Regions from separate parts of the Homo sapiens genome. Here region 1 is linked to region 2. Evidence: chromatin loops called from intact Hi-C (ENCODE). Cell type or tissue: GM12878. All regions are shown on one strand. Links, peaks and the distances in the headings refer to the core of each region. The heading gives the core; the rest is flanking DNA.

Region 1 (8,329 bases), core at 190-8,189, 200 kb after region 2:
GTGCGGAGATTACAGACAGAGCCACTGCGCACGGCCGTGGTCAGCTTTGAAAGCTGGGTAGATCCCTTTGGCTCATACGCCTTTCTGCTAGCTTACCCTGATTCTGCTTCTGGTTCAGATAGTATTTTAATATTTCTAGTGTGTCTTTTTCTAAGATATCTGAAATCTTTTTGTGGAATGAAGTGGCATGAAAAATAAACCAATAATCATTAGTAAGTATGTTTCCTGTCTTTTCACTTTATTAAAATCTTCGTCTTGTGCATCATGTTTAACAATTTTATTTTAGTAAATTTGCAAGGGTTCAGTCCCATTTTACTGATATTTGGGTTGTTTCCCATTTTTGCTCTTAATAACACCATACAGAACATATTTGTGACCATAACTTTCTCTTTAGGATTATTTTTTTAGATGTATGCCCCAGACGTGACCTTTATTGGCTTGCAGGGAATGAACATCATACCTCCTAGACTTATTTTTTTAAAGTTACGCTGTTTTAGTCCTGGGTTAGTTACCTAATTTTGTTTGGTTTGAGACGGAGTTTCGCTCTTGTTGCCCAGGCTGGAGTGGAATGGCGGGATCTCGGCTCACCGCAACCTCTGCCTCCAGGGTTCAAGAGATTCTCCCGCGGAGCTTACAGTGAGCGGAGATGGCGCCACTTCACTCCAGCCTGGGCAACAGAGCAAGACTATATTGCTTTAATTTACTCTGCCGGCTATCTGGAGAGATGCAACCTCATCAGCAGAAATTATTTCCACCCTGCTGCTTTTTAAATGTTATTTCCTATAGCCAGGTACTGAGCCCTTCAATTGAGGTCTAAACCCTCCACCCTCTCCCTCCGGGATTGCCAAGCCTGTGGTTTCAGTTCCATGCTCCCAGGTAGATTGTGTCAACTCAAAGTCAATGCGCTTATGAAATACTTTTTGTGGTTTTTTTCTTAATTTTAAGAGGTTTTTTTTTAAAATATGTTTTTGTTTCATGGAGGCGACACCCTCTGTCTCTGAGTTGTGGGAGCCTTCCTCCTTCAGTCTGCATGTACTGAAGCCAGTGTTTGCCGTACCAGCCCCTCAGCCGCAGCAGCCCACAGTGAGGTGCAGGTGCTCACGCCATCGCCCCAGAGAGCTCCTCCATTCGCCCCTCCACCCGTAGCCCCTCGAAACCACTGCCCTGCTCCCCGACACGGTACACTGTCTTCTCCAAGATGTCATGTGTTGGCATCCTTTGGCCTGTGCCCACCGAAACTAGCTTCCTTCAACGGGCATGTAGCCTGGGAGACCTGGGGCATTTGGGTGCATCTTTCCACTGCTGGTTGGTGCCCCCTGTGTGGAAGCATCCGCGTTAGTTCACGCCTTCTCCTGCTCCTGCCGACGGACATTTTGTTTTCTTCCAGTTATTGGCAATGAGGAATGAGGCCTAAACACTTGTGTGCAGGTTTGTGTGTGCACGTTTAAGTTTTCCCTTGGGGGACATTTCAGCAGTGGGGTTGCTGGATGACATGGTAAGGATGTGCTTAACTTCGTAAGAAACTCCAGGACCACTTTCCAGCATGGCGGGACCCCTCCCATTCCCACTGCAGCTTATGAGGGTCCCAGTTCCTCTGCATCATCACTAGAACCTGGGTTGGCCCATGGGTTTTGTCTGTTTTTAGCCATTTTAATGGATTTGCAGAGGTACTGCTGACTGGCATTTCTCCAGCATCTCTATGATGTTGAGCCTCTTTCTCGGGCAATATGCCCTCCTTATACCTTCTTTGATGAGGCCTCCGTTCCAATATTGGCCCTCTCTTTAATACTGGGGTTTTTACTTTCTTATGGTTAAGTTTTGATGGTTCTTCATATATCCTGCGTGCCAGTAGGTTGTGAGACGTGTGATTCACAAATGTTTATTTCTAGACCATAGTTCATGTTTCATTCTCTTTGGATTTTTATATTGCTTTATAGAATTATAATTTTAAATTTATGACTAAATTTAATTTGTCAATCTTATGAATCATGCTTTTGGTGTCATGTCTAAGAACTTTTCGCCTAACCCCAGGCCATACGAATTTTCCCCTGTGTTTTTAGCTAAGGGTTTGATAGCGTTATGTTCTCCATTTAGGCCTTTAATAAATGTTGAGGAACATTTTGTGACCGCCATGGCCATACCTTTCTCCATCTCTCACGGTATCGTGGGCATTTGCAGCTCCCAGTGCGCCGTGCTGTTCCCGTCTTCTTGGTCTGCTCCTCCTGTCATACCTTTCTCCGTCTCTCACAGTATCGTGGGCGTTTGCAGCTCCCAGTGCCCCGTGCTGTTCCCGGCTTCTTGGTCCGCTCTTCCTGTGAGTTTCAGGGCACGTCTTAGTGCTGGCACTGTCCTGGTCCATCGGGGGTCCCATGAGCTTCTCCATGTGGGAAGGTTGGGACTGTGATGTTGACGGGATGCCCTGTGAGTCAGGAGGAGGTGCTGACGGGGGTTTCCATGTAGGAGAGAGAGGTGTTTGGTTTTCCGGATGGGGCAGACTTGAGAGGGGACAAACTTGAGAAATGCCACCAATGAGAAGGGCACGCACAGCAGGTCTCGGGGCCGCCCAGCCGTGTGGGAGACAAACGTGGATGTGTCAGTGGCCACGCCAGGAGGTAAACCCTCAACCAAGGGCCTCTGGGTGTCCAAGACCAAGTCTTGCTCAAGAGGTGTGTTCAGCTGAGCCAACCATGGCAGAAATGCATAAGGGAGATCCCACGGTTCCTCTGTTTAAATCCCCTGCTAATCCCACCAGACTCAGAGAAGCAGCCAAGTCCTCACAGCAGCCTGCAACCCCCGCCTGACTCGGCCTCCTCTTGGCTCTGATTCTCTGCACCCTTCTATCCCTGTCTCTTCTTCCATCAGAGAGGAGATCCGGCACGTTTATCCTGGTGGATTCAAACCCATCTTTGCCCCACATATAGTCACCGGAATGAATAGGTATAATCTAGAAAGAGTCCTTTTGAAAAAGAAAAAAGCAGGCCGGGCATGGTGGCTCATGCCTATAACCCTGCAGGGACCAGCCCCACAGGGTCGGTGGGTCTCTCCCTGTGTGCGGCGACGAGAGAGTGTAGAAATAAAGACACAAGACAAAGAGATAAGAGAAAGGGCAGCTGGGCCCGGGGGGCCACTACCACCAATGCGCGGAGAACGGTAGTGCCCCGAATGTCTGGCTGCGCTGTTATTTATTGGATACAAGGCAGAAGGGGCAGGGTAAAGAATGTGAGTCACCTGCAATGATAGGTAAGGTCACGTGGGTCACGTGTCCACTGGACAGGGGGCCCTTCCCTGCCTGGCAGCCGAGGCAGAGAGGGAGAGGAGACAGAGAGAAAGACAGCTTATGCCATTATTTCCGCATATCAGGGACTATTAGTATTTTTACTAATTTACTACTGCTATCTAGAAGGCAGAGCCAGGTGTACAGGATGAAACATGAAGGCGGACTAGGAGCGTGACCACTGAAGCACAGCATCACAGGGAGACGGTTAGGCCTCCGGATAACTGCAGGCGAGCCTGACTGATGTCAGGCCCTCCACAAGAGGTGGAGGAGCAGAGTCTTCTCTAAACTCCCCCGGGGAAAGGGAGACCCCCCCCCCTCCCCGCCCTTTCCCGGTCTGCTAAGTATCGGGTGTTGTTCCTTGACACCTTTTGCTATCCGCCTGGTAACAGGCATCTTCCCAGACGCTGGCATCACCGCTAGACCAAGGAGCCCTCTGGTGGCCCGGTCCGGGCATAACAGAAGGCTCGCACTCTTGTCTTCTGGTCACACCTCACTATGTCCCCTCAGCTCCTATCTCTGTATGGCCTGGTTTTTCCTAGGCTACGATTATAGAGCAAGGATTATCATAATATTGGAATAAAAAGTAATTGCTACAAACTAATGATTAATGATATTCATATATAATCATATCTAAGATCTATATCTGGTATAACTATTCTTGTTTTATATTTTATTATACTGGAACAGCTCGTGTCCTCTGTCTCTTGCCTCGGTGCCTGGGTGGCTTGCCACCCACATAATCCCAGCACTTTGGGAGGCTGAGGTGGGAGAATCACCTGAGGTCAGGAGTTTCAGACCAGCCTGGACAACATGGTGAAACCCCATCTGTAGTAAACATATAAAAATTAGTTGGGCGTGGTGGTGCGTGCCTGTAATCCCAGCCACTTGGGAGGCTGAGGCAGGAGAATCATTTGAACCCAGAAGATGGAGGTTGCAGTGAGCTGAGATCGCGCCACTGCACTCCAGCCTGGGTGGCAGAGTGATATTGTCTCAAAAACATAGTAATAGGAATAATAAAGGAAAAGTGCAAAAATTCAAACAACTTAACAGAAACTGGGCAAAAGAGCTGAACCGGCCCTCCACAGAAGAGGAAATGTGGAGGAATGGCTAATGAAAACATGAAGAGGGGCTCAGCCTAACAGGGGGAGATATCACGTGACAACCACCAGACGGGCAAAAATCCCACAACCCAATCCATGCCAGCGTTGGGGAGAATGGAGAGAAGCAGGAACACCAGGCACTGCTAACGCTTGTGAAGTATATTTCTGCTATGCTTGTATATGAAAGTGTGTGTGTTGTGGGTTATGAGGAAAATTACATTTTTACCTGGGATGAAATTTTAAAATTTGAAAGCTACTGACCAGAAGAAACTTGCGCTTGTGTACAAAAGAAATGCCCAAGAACGTTCCCAACAAAACACAGTCCTAAGGGCCCCAACCTGGCCAAACACTCATCCACGGGAAGATGAAGACATTTCCCATGCTCCCCTCAGACGACGGGAGACCATGCAGCAATGAAAATGAGCCATGTCAGTGTGGGTGGGTCTCAGGGAGAGAATGGAGGACAAAAATAGACACAGAGCAGGTGCTCAGAGCCATGCAGTGCAGGAGCAGCCACGCAGGAGAATTCCCTCACGTCAAAGTTCAAAACTACAGCCGAGGCAACAGAGCAAGACCCTGCCTCAAAAAGAAAACAGAAAGTTCAAAAACTAAATGGCATATCTTTTAGGGATGTACACACACGGTGAAAGAAACATACTATGAAGGAAAGTGTGCAAATAATAAAGACTAAAGCAGGAAGTGATTCCCTCCGTAGGAGAAGGGAAGGGACTGGGACTCAGGCAGGGCCTCCAGGGAGCATCCAAAGCTATGTCTCTTCAGATTCTACTCCCTAAACTTGGTGGAGGTCCTCTGTGTCCAATGTGTCAATATTCTTTATACCTTACCCATACTGTAAAAACGCTTTATTTCTATTCAATATTTAGAAGACAGTTATAAACAAGATGCATTCAATAGCATGGTGGCAGATGAACATCAGGAAGGAACATCCATGAGCTTCCATCCACGGAACCTCACCATGGATACGCTTGTGATCAAGGGCCTGGTCTCCCCTCAAGACACGGTCACAGATCAGAGGCCACACCATCCTAGCAGTGGAGCAGGACCAGCTGGGACAGGGTCCTTCTGTGACACCTGCTGCATCACCAGGCTGGGTGAACGGACACAATTGCCAGAACTCACAGAATAGAAGTATCAGCACCGAAACCTCACAGGAAAAATGGTAAGTTCTAAGTTTCTCCATTAATAGTAACTCTCAGATTAATCTCTGTCATCCATCGCTTCTCCAAGAAATGACTTTTTAGGGTGATGTGCCAGGCGCCATGTTGGAGGGCTGGTGGTAGCGGCTTGGGGAGGTGCTCACTCTGTCGGTCTCACTCTCTCACACGCTTCCCCGGCTCCCTTCGTTCCCCCCCACCCCACTTGGCCTGCGTGCTGGAGGGTGTGCGAGGGAGTGGGAGGACGTCGGGGGGTGGGGGGAGGCGTTCCGGTCCCCAAGAGACCCGCGGAGGGAGGCGGAGGCTGTGAGGGACTCCGGGAAGCCATGGACGTCGACAGGCTCCAGGAGGCGCTGGAAGATTTTGAGAAGAGGCAAAAAAGAAAGTCTGTCCTGTCCTGGATCAGTTCCTTTTGTCATGTAGCCAAGACTGGAGAAACAGATTCCGTGGTCCCAATTTAAAGGCTATTTTATTTTCAAACTGGAGAAAGTGATGGATGATTTCAGAACTTCAGCTCCTGCGCCAAGAGGTCCTCCCAACCCTAATGTCGAATATATTCCCTGTGATGAAACAAAGGGAAGAATACTGAAAAACTGTCACTGGATTTAACCGTATCCCTTTTACTATTCAGCGATTATGTGAATTGTTAACAGATCCGAGGAGAAACTATACAGGAACAGACAAATTTCTCAGAGGAGTAGAAAAGAACGTGATGGTTGTTAGCTGTGTTTATCCTTCTTCAGAGAAAAACAATTCCAATAGTTTAAATCGAATGAATGGTGTGATGTTTCCTGGAAATGCACCAAGCTATACTGAGAGGTCTAATATAAATGGGCCTGGGACACCCAGGCCACGTAATCGACCAAAGGTTTCTCTGTCAGCCCCCATGACAACAAATGGGTGGCCTGAGAGCACAGACAGCAAAGAGGCAAATTTGCAGCAAAATGAAGAGAAAACTCAGTGACTCTTCGACATCTGAATCAGAAGTTTCCTCAGTGAGCCCTTTGAGAAATAAACATCCAGATGAAGATGCTGTGGAAGCTGAGGGGCATGAGGTAAAAAGACTCAGGTTTGACAAAAAAGGCGAAGTCGGAGAAATAGCCAGTCAAGCGACTTGCAGCGAAATTTCTTCAGTTATGGTAGAAGAAACAGAAGCATCACCTTCATCTCATGATAAAGACAAAAAAAGCCATGGTACCCGGCAGCGCGTTCAGAAGAAGATGAAGATGAAGAGGAAGAAGAAGGGATTGAGAGACCATCTGTAAAAGGGAGGAGTAAGGAGATCCTCAAATTCTTGCATTCATTGTTTTTGTGAAAGAATTGTACATCATGGAACTCCTTGTAATGTCGACGCTGGGCTTTTCTCCCACCTGTATGCAGTTGCTGCTGAATTTCAGGGGATGTGATTTGAACTACAGAACATCAGAATTCACGAAACTTAACTGTGGAGGTATTTTGAATATAAAATTTAAGTACAACAACATTTGCTTATTTTTAGAGTCTTTTATGACATCAAGAGAAATGGTCCCAGAAAGAAAAAACCAAGAAAAAGAATCTGATGATGCCTCAACTGTGAATGAAGAGACTTCTGAGGAAAATAATGAAATGGAGGAATCTGATGTGTCTCAAGCTGAGAAAGATTTACTACATTCTGAAGGTAGTGAAAACGAAGGCCCTGAAAGTAGTGGTTCTTCTGACTGCCGTGAAACAGAAGAATTAGTAGGATCCAATTCCAGTAAAACTGGAGAGATTCTTTCAGAATCATCCATGGATAATGATGACGAAGCCACAGAAGTCACCGATGAACCACTGGAACAAGACTATTTAGAAACATTTACATGCAGTATTTTACACACAGTTCTGGTTTTAACACTGTATAAAACTTTTATGTAAAAAAGTGCACCTTTAGTTTTATAAGAAAAGCAGGTTGTAAAATAAAGTACTTTATGGATAATTCCTGAAAGAGTTGTCCATGTAAGAACTGTGAATATCAGCTCCTCTGGGTCCTGCTTACCTTACCGCTGATTTCTTTTTCTTTCTTTCTTTCTTTCTTTCTTTCTTTCTTTCTTTCTTTCTTTCTTTCTTTCTTTCTTTCTTTCTTTTCTTTCTTTCTTTCTTTCTTTGGTCTGGGCAAATCAGTGGTTTGTGTATAGATTTTTTTTTTTAATTTAGGATTAAAGTTTTTAAACTGGAAAGTAATTATAATTTTGAACAGTTTTTTGAGATTATCACATTTAGTTTATACATATGCAAGAAGCTTTTTGTCTTGTGTCTTTCTGATAGCTCCAGCAGTTTTCATATTTTGGTCATAGTTTCAACATTTTAACATGTGAATAATAGAGTTTCATGCTGGTTTCCAGATTTTATTGTTCGGATACATACAATAGAACCTTAAGTTTTATATATATATATATATATATATATATATATATATATATATATATATATATATTCTAAGGGGGAAAATGTTATATTTTTCTGTTTGTATAAGAGATAAATACAGTGGATACTTTTTCTATTGGTAATGACTGAGTTCACCTCTTTCAGAAGACATTTTCTTTCTCTTCTGAGTAACTGAAATAAAATCTGGCCTCTGTGAAACCCTGGAAATACCACGACCCTCAACTAGAAACACCAATACCAGCTCCTCCGCGAGTTTCCAGCTCCACAACCTAAGACATCAGAGGCAGCATTGGTTCCTCACGTAGAGTCCAGCTCCGGGACCCTCATATTTGAACCGCAGGGCCATCTCATCCCTGGATCTCCAGCTGCACCAC
Region 2 (8,329 bases), core at 265-8,264:
AGATTTGTTAAGCACACCTCTACACTCCTCCCTCCCTCCCTCCCTTCCTCCCTCCCTCCCTCCCTCCCTTCCTCCCTCCCTCCCTATCTTTCTGATAGGGTGTTGCTATTCTTGAGTAACTGGATCTACAGGCATGCACCACTGCACCTGGCTCAAGAACTTTCTTCTTACACTGTACATATTTTGGTAAAAATGAAATCCTGATGAAGCTTCTAAAAGCCTTATTGTACTTAGTTTTACTTAAATATAGACAGTTCAGGAAAGCAGGTATTTCTGCCACTGGTTGTGTGACCTTAGGCAGGCCCCTGTTTTCCCTGGGCCTGAGTTTCACAGACCGTAAAGGAGGAGATCGGGCCCCTCCCAGCTCTGGCGTTCTGTCCCAGGAAGGAGAAGGCCGACGGCGGAGGCTGATGCTTTGGCCCTTCCCAGAGCTGCCTCTGCTGTCTGTGCCTCTTTTCTTTGCTCTGTCATCTTCCCTTGCTAAAGGCCCTGGGTTGGGCCCCAGCTCTGCTACTTGTGTGCAACTTCATTCTAGCCTTTTATTTTATTTTATTTTATTTTTTGAGATGGAGTTTCACTCTTGTTGCCCAGGCTGGAGTGCAATGGCACGATCTCAGCTCACGGCAACCTCTGCCTCCCGGGTTCAGGCGATTCTCCTGCCTCAGCCTCCCAAGTAGCTGGGATTACAGGGATATGCCACCACGCCCGGCTAATTTTGTATTTTTAGTAGAGACGGGGTTTCTCCATGTTGGCCAGGCTGTTCTTAAACTCCTGACCTCAAGTGACCCACCCGCCTCGGCCTCCCAAAGTGCTGGGATTCCAGGCGTGAGCCGCCGCGCCCGCCCATTCTAGCCTTTTAATCTCTCAATGGCATCAGTTTCCTCGTCTTGAAATGGGGTTGAGAAATTGTGAGGAATTCAAAGCGTCAGAACTTCCAGCTGCGAGACCTTATTTCCTGTTCACTTTTGCTTCTTCCCTGCAGACCAAGTTGGAGGTGCGTCCTCCTTTTGCCAGACCTCCTCTTGTGCCTCTTGCTGTATGCAGAGCGTCGTGATGACAGTAAGAGAGAAACCACCAGTCCCCTCCCGGTGGGAGCTTGCATCTGGGTGGGAGGGGCTCATAGAGGAGGCAGTTGAGGAAATGCGTAATGGTTGTGGGGCAGGGGTGGAGGTGAGGGGAGGCAGGCACAGCCAGACTGTGAGCCAGGCAGGACTGGGCAGATTTGGACATGGGTGGCCTGAGTGGCAGCAGCATCAAGGGTTCTGGGACCAAAGCCACTTGTTTTGGTGCTGGTCTCAGTGCCCTCCACCCACGTCCTCCAAACCCGAGGAGGCCTCGGGGCTGCCTGTGGAGGTCCATGGCCTGTGGCCCATTCTCATCTTGTGCCTCTCAGGCGAATTTTCTATTTGGGTTGTTGTATTTTTCAGTTCTAAAATTTTCATATTTCTTTTTAATATTTCATGTATCTGCCAAGATGATGTATCTTTTTGTTCACTTCAGTAGTGTTTGTTCTTACTCCTTGGAGCATGGTTATAACAGCTGCTTAACGTCTGTGATATTCCAACACCTGCCTCATCTTGGGATTGGCCTCAGTTGCTTGTCTTTCTCCTTGTGAGATGTGAGAGTTCTGTGGTTCTTTGTACGTTGAGTAGTTTTGGATTGTATCTTAGACTCTGTGAAGATGAAGTTATGAGATTCTGGGTCTTGTTTAAAGCCTGCAGAGAATGTTATTTTTGTTTGTCAGCAGGTTGGTTTTAGCAGGTAGTTGACTTAGGCTGAGACCCCAAGTTCCAGCGAGGGCAGCTCCAATGTCAGTTTTCAAGTCTCTGTATTTTGTGGTTGGGATCTGCCCCACACGTGCACAAACCAGTGGCCAGTCTGGGACCGGGGTGATAATCTACCCACGGTTCAGTTCTCAGGGCCTTCGGTGTGCAATTTACGGTCCGCGCCTGCGCCGTCGAGGGATACTTACGGCCCGCGCCTGCGCCGTCGAGGGATATTTACGGTCCATGCCTGTGCCGTCGAGGGATGGGCCCAGGAGCTTGGATCCAGCTTTATGGGATTCCTGCCCTGAGCACCTCCTTCTCTTCAGTCTCTGTGACACTTTCTGGCTTTGGGGCCACCCCACCCCACCCTTATTCCCCCACCCTTTCTGGCTCTTTGGCTTGAAGGCCTGGGCTTTAGCTTCCCTGCTTCACCACACACTTCCTGAGACTGCAGCTGCCTCTGCGGCCAAACAAAGAGAAGATGGAACGAGAAAAAAAAGCCAATGGGAATTTCCTCCATACTTTTGGAAGCACAGATCCTCTGGTCAGAGAGAAGAGTTCTCTGTGCCTGTCCAGCTGTTGTGGTGGGTTTGCTGTAAACTAGGTACCCATTGACTGATGCCAACTATGGGATGCCTTGTGGGTCATCCAGAGGGCAGATGTGGGCCTGAAACTGAAAACTGTGATCACAGCCTGTAACCCCTTGTCACCTGCTGGAATGTAAGCTCCAGTGAGGACAGGCCTTCATTGCTTTGTTCATCGATGTATCTCCAAGTGCCTAAAACAGCGCCTGGCACATGGTAGGCACTCAGTAGGTATTTGCTGAGCTTGGTGAACTATCATTTCTGGTAATAGGAGCCTCTGCCATTTACCCTGTACAGAGGCTGTAAACCTACGAAACTCAGTGTTCCCTTTCTAGGACAAATATTTTGCAACACCTTTACTTTACTGAAATGAAATTCCAAAGGTAATATAATCTGTCCACATACCGTGTTTAAACATCAGCCTACTGTCAGTCACAGATTCGGGGTTTGCCTTACTATACTGAAATTAAATTCCAAAGGTAATGTAATCTGTCCACATACCATGTTTAAACATCAGCGTACTGTTGATCGCAGATTTGGGGTTTGCCACCCACACCAGTCATCCAGGACCAAGACCCTTCCTCCAGCTGCAGGAGTGTCGGCTGCTCACAGCTCACAGCTGAGGCCCAAGAGAGCCACATTTTTGTCCCTGGGGGGAGGGGAAGCACACATCCAGTGACCGGTCGAGTCTCCACTCCGGCATCAATTTGGGACATCTCTGAAGGCCACCCCAGGCCTAAGCCCTGAGGGACCAGCTGCATCCTCTGCTATGACTATATCACAGCTCCACTTCTCCCTCTGCCCGATCCTGTATTATCTGCCCCTCACAGGCACACAAATCTCCCTCTCAGAGTGTTTCCTGGGGAACTCGACCCAAGATGATGCCCTAAGTGTTGTACAAGAGATAAGAGGCTGGGTGTCGTGGCTCACGCCTGTAATCCCAGCACTTTGGGAGGCTGAGGCGGGCACATCACTTGAGGTCAGGCGTTTGAGACCAGTCTGGCTGACATGGTGAAACCTCGTCTCTACTAAAAATACAAAAATTAGCCCAGCATGATGGCGCATGCCTGTAATCCCAGCTACTTGGGAGGCTGGAGAATCACTTGAACCTGGGAGGCAGAGGTTGCAGTGAACCGAGATCACTCCATTGCACTCCAGCCTGGGTGGCAGAGCAAGACTCAAAAAAAAGAAAAAAAAAGGAGAGATAAGAGAAGCGTAGTTTATAATAAATGTGTTCTCTGCACACACACTTAGGCGTGACTACACTAGGACCTCATAGCATGAGTTTCTCAGGTCCCCCCTCAGACCAACTGGACAGGAGACTGCACTTTGACAAGTTCCGCAGGCATTTGTGTGCACTGGCGCGTGAGAAGCGTTTCTCTAAGATGTTACAAGGGTCAGATGCTTGTGCCTAAGTGACTGTGTGACACACGAGGGCGGACGCACGAGTCACGGCCACTCAGATACCACACGCGGCAGGTGCCGCCAGTGATAAGATTTCCACGTCGGTGAACAACTGTTGGTAAAGTGCCGAACAAAACACGTTATGAAACTTTCTCAACTTACACAGTAGTTGCATTCCCGGAAAATTCAGTTTGTCTTAAAATTGTTCGCAAGACTATTTTGTCACGTAGGATCCGTGACATTTCCTCATGGCGCATCACTGCCCCACGCATTGCAGGAGGCCGGGCCCTTCGCGCCGGTAGCCCTTGGCTCGGTGACAACTGAAAACACCCCCAGAGCTTCCCACACTGTCCACTAGGGGACATCACTGTCCTCGTTGAAACACTCCCAGAACTTCCCACACTGTCCACTAGGGGTCATCACTGTCCTCGCTGAGAACGACTGGTCCACCAGAGAGAACCCTGTGCTTGGAACTTGACATGGTATTACACGAATCCTCCTGACAAGCATAAGAAGTCTTATATTCTCTCTCTTTAGCTAAGAAAACCAAGTTCAGAGAAGTTCAGCAGTTTGTCCAGGGTCACACAGCTAGTAAGCAGGTAGCAAGCAAGATCTGGACCCAGGTCTTCCTGTCACCAAAGCCCATGTTTGCCACAACGTGTGCTTTCCAGGTGTTTGTAGGTGATCAAGAGTTGCACGGTCCCTAGGCCGTGGCCAGGTTTATTTATTTATTTATTTATTTTTATTTTTATTTATTTATATTTTCTAGATGGAATCTCGCACTATTGCTCGGACTGGAGTGCAATGGTGCAATCTCAGCTCACTGCAACCTCTGTCTCCCGCGGTTCAAGTGATTCTCCTGCCTCAGCCTCCTGAGTAGCTAGGATTACAGGCGCCTGCCACCACACCCGGCTAATTTTTTGCATTTTTTAATAGAGTAGTTTCACTATGTTGGCCAGGCTGGTCTCGAACTCCTGACCTCGTGATCCGCCCATTTCGGCCTCCCAAAGTGCTGGGATTACAGGTATGTGCCACCGTGGCTGGCCTATTTTTTATTTTTATTTTTGAGACGGAGTCTTGCTTTGTTGCCCAGGCTGAGTGAAATGGCACGATCTCAGCTCCACTGCAACCTGCGCCTCCCAAGTTCAAGTGATTCTCCTGCCTCAGCCTCCCCAGTAGCTGGGATTACAGGTGCCTGCCACCACACCTGGCTACTTTTCGTATTTTTAGTAGAGACGGGGGTTTTGCCATGTTGGCCAGGCGGGTCTCGAACTCCTGACCTCAGGTGATCCACCTGCCTCAGCCTCCCAAAGTGCTAGGATTACAGGCGTGAGCCACCGAGCCAGGCGGTGGCCCATAAGTTTTAAAAAGCTCTCCACGGAGTTGTCATGAGCACCCAGGACTGAGAGCCCCTGAGCTTCACTTGGAATTAACGTGAGCTTGAGCGAGGCTTTGCAGCACGCCGGGCTTGGCAGGTGCAGGCGGAGCGGACCGAGGCGCTGAGGCCGGGGCTGCGCTGGGAGGGGAGCGCGTCCTCCGCGGGCCGGGGTGGGGCCTCCCTGTCTGCGCGCGCCCCCTGCCGGCGGCACCCGGCCCTGCGGCTTCAGCGCGTCGGTCCCGGCTGGAGCTGAGCGTGGCTGGAGAACAAATCCACAGCCAAGTGTGCGTCCGGCTCCTCCGGGAAGCAGTCGTGAGATGGGGATTAAACTCCCCAGGGTTCTATTAGGGGAGGTGACTGTGTGAGAGAAAATAAGGAGGCAGCCAGAGGAGCTGGGAGAGCCTTCAGACGGCCATGCAAGTCTGCACCTGCGTGAAGGAACGAGGGAGGGAGCGCCCCAGACCCGCCGTGTGCCTTCCTACCCCTGCCCTCCCACCCCTGCCGCAGCCAGCCGCTGCCTGGGGCTGCCCCGGGAGGCCCGGCCTCAGCGCACACCACGCTCAGGTGTGCAGCCTTCCAAGGGCTGCAGCTGGGCCTCGGAGTGATGGGAGGTCCCTTCCTCTTCGTGGCCACCTCACCAGTGTCATGGCTAGGAACGTGGGCTTTCGTCAAGACCGCCTGGGCATACCCCACTCCCGCCTGGGTGTAGGATCGCGAACAACTTTCTCACCCTTCTCGAGCCTTGGTTTTCTCTTCCGTATCATAGACATCAAAAGAATTTGCCACAAAGAGTGGTCACAATGCTAAGTGCTTGGCATGCGGTAGAGACTCGATCATCCTTAGCTGTTGTTATTCGTGTCAGAGGCGTGTGAACCAGAGCGACTGCATCTTGAATGGGAGCTGGGTAACATGAGGCCGAAACCTACTGGGCTGCATTCCCAGATGGTGAAGGCATTCTAAGTCACAGGATGAGATAGGAGGTTGGCACAAGATACAGGTCATAAAGACCTTGCTGATAAAACAGGGTGCAGTAAAGAAACCGGCTCAATCCCACCAAAACCAAGATGGCCATGAGAGTGACCTCTGGGCGTCCTCATGGCTACACGCCCACCAGCACCATGACAGTTTACAAATGCCATGGCAACATCAGGAAGTTCCCCTACATGGTCTAGCAAGGGGAGGCATGGATAATCCACCCCTTGTTTAGCATATCAGCAAGAGAGAGCCATAAAAATGGGCAAAGCAGCCCTCAGGCCTCCATCTGTGGTGCAGCTGTTCTTTTATTCCTCTACTTTCTTAATAAACTTGCTTTCGGGCCGGGCATGGTGGCTCACGCCTGTCATCCCAGCACTTTGAGAGGCCAGGGGCTGGGGCGGGTGGTGGATCATGAGGTCAAGAGTTCGAGACCAGCCTGGCCAACATGGTGAAACCCTGTCTCTACTAAAAATACAAAAATTAGCCAGGCGTGGTGCGGGCGCCTGTAATCCCAGCTACTCGGGAGGCTGAGGCAGGTGAATGGCTTGAACCTGGGAGCCGGAGGTTGCAGTGAACCGAGATCATGCCACTGCACTCCAGCCTGGGTGACAGAGCGACTCTGTCTCGAAATAAAAACAAACAAACAAAAAAATAAACTTGCTTTCACTTTACAGACACACCCTGAATTATTTCTTGCACAAGATCCAAGAACCCTCTCTTGGGATCTAGATCGAGACCCCTTCCTTGTAACATTAGGACTCTTCAACTATTCCCATGTTATCTGAAAGAGTGTAAAGATACAGTCTATTCCAGAAGGAAATCTTTCTTGTAAATCCATCAAATATTTACATGTTCAGAGCCGCCTTCGCCCAGGATGGGGACACTGGGGATTCTTTCTGCTCTACCCTAGCTTTTCCCTCCCTCCTCCACATCCAGGGGGTCCTGGAGGCCCTTCTATCCACCCAGGACCTTGGCTCCGTCCAATCTTCCTCTTCCTGGAGCAGACGAGAAGACTTTAGGAGCCATGGAGGAGGGGAGAGGGTGAAAGAAAATGGCCCTCGGAAAGGCACAGCCACAAAACCAGCGCACCTTTCTTTTGCCATCATTGGTGGCCTCACGACTCTGGTGCACTGTTATGCTGAGAGCATCTCTATTTCCCCTCCATTTTCATAAAGATACCCCCACCCCCAGGAAGGGTGTGGGGGCCAACTCGGTGGCCTGTAGCGTTGTCCATGGATGAGCAGGAGAAGCACTGGGGAGGGTGTGGCCTGGTCCGGCTTGGAGGTGGGGGAGGCGCTGTGCAGGGCTGCTCCTGGGAGTCTGCAGAGGTGGGCACAGGGTGAACCGAAGGTGTGGTGTCCGGGGCGGGGGTGATCAGGGAGGAAGCCCCTCCTTGGTCCCAGGGAGCAAGACCCAGGCCTGAACCGAGGCACCAAGCAGGAAGTGCCAGGGTTTGTGACAGGCTGGAAAGGAGGGAAGGGGGCAGCGCAGGCCAGCCCAGGACAGCCGGGACTGCCCTCCTCCGGGCGTGTGGACAGATCAGGCATGTCACCGGTGGGGCCCCGCACCTAGCGCCAGCCCCAGCTAGACCCATCACCGGCCTGTGCCTTCTTTTCTCCCCAGGACAGGCTTGGCCGTGGTCATTCCAGAGGGGCCCAGAGGCGGTGAGACTCTGGGGCAAGTCCTTGCTCTGCAGCCTTGTCCTCCTGGTGACCCCATCATCTCTGCTGACCCATGTTCCGCAAGCCGAGTGACTAATGCACAAAACCTCCCTGGGGAGAGCAGAGACCAGGCCACACTCCGAAATGGAAACGGAGCCCAAAGGGGTGTGGCTGATAACCTGGGCAACCTCTTTCTCTGCCCATAGGTGCCAAGAGAGGAGCGAGGCCCAGGGCGGGGGAGGAAGAGGGCAAGGGTCAGAAGTGGGCAGGCAGAGGGAGTGGACACCAGACAGCTGGGGAAAGATTTCCCACTAGACAGGAAGCTCCATGAGGGCAGAGACCAGGTTTATCTCCTGTACCCACAGCCTGGCAAGTAACAGGTACACGGTAAGTACTCATGAGCCACCGCACCCGGCCCCCTTGTCTGATCTTGGTGATCTTGGTGGGGAAAATTATATACTTGCCCAGTGGGAAGATGTTTTGATCTAAAACTGCTTAATGATTTTTTTGCCACTCTCTGTCATTCGGTTCTGCCGTTTAGTTGCAGCCTAGCCTGGGAGG

The links. Hi-C counts contacts between places; a loop is a spot of excess contacts. Peaks named below come from ENCODE experiments on the same cell type or tissue, not always from the same donor. Only the 100,000 strongest peaks of a DNase experiment are listed, where the experiment ranks them.
Region 1: it touches region 2 in a loop (11-fold over the local background); 12 of 110 quality-filtered maps call a loop at or near these places.

What each region holds. Positions count from the first base shown.
Region 1 is chr3:195,649,188-195,657,516 of GRCh38, reverse strand. LOC105374297 (a long non-coding RNA gene) reads left to right here and starts at 5,358. Exons shown (of 3, transcript NR_136186.1): 1 at 5,358-5,557; 2 at 8,124-8,329. It also overlaps the pseudogene LOC100288016. In GM12878, for the core only: no CTCF peak of the experiment used is centred there; no DNase peak of the experiment used is centred there; H3K4me3 peaks cover 252 bases.
Region 2 is chr3:195,846,863-195,855,191 of GRCh38, reverse strand. The region is part of intron 1 of LINC01983 (long intergenic non-protein coding RNA 1983); the gene reads left to right. LOC107984010 (a long non-coding RNA gene) reads left to right here and starts at 8,082. Exons shown (of 2, transcript XR_924880.3): 1 at 8,082-8,155. RefSeq lists an enhancer at 3,869-4,369. In GM12878, for the core only: a CTCF peak has its summit at 4,141 (motif pointing right); a DNase peak (open chromatin) is centred at 4,161.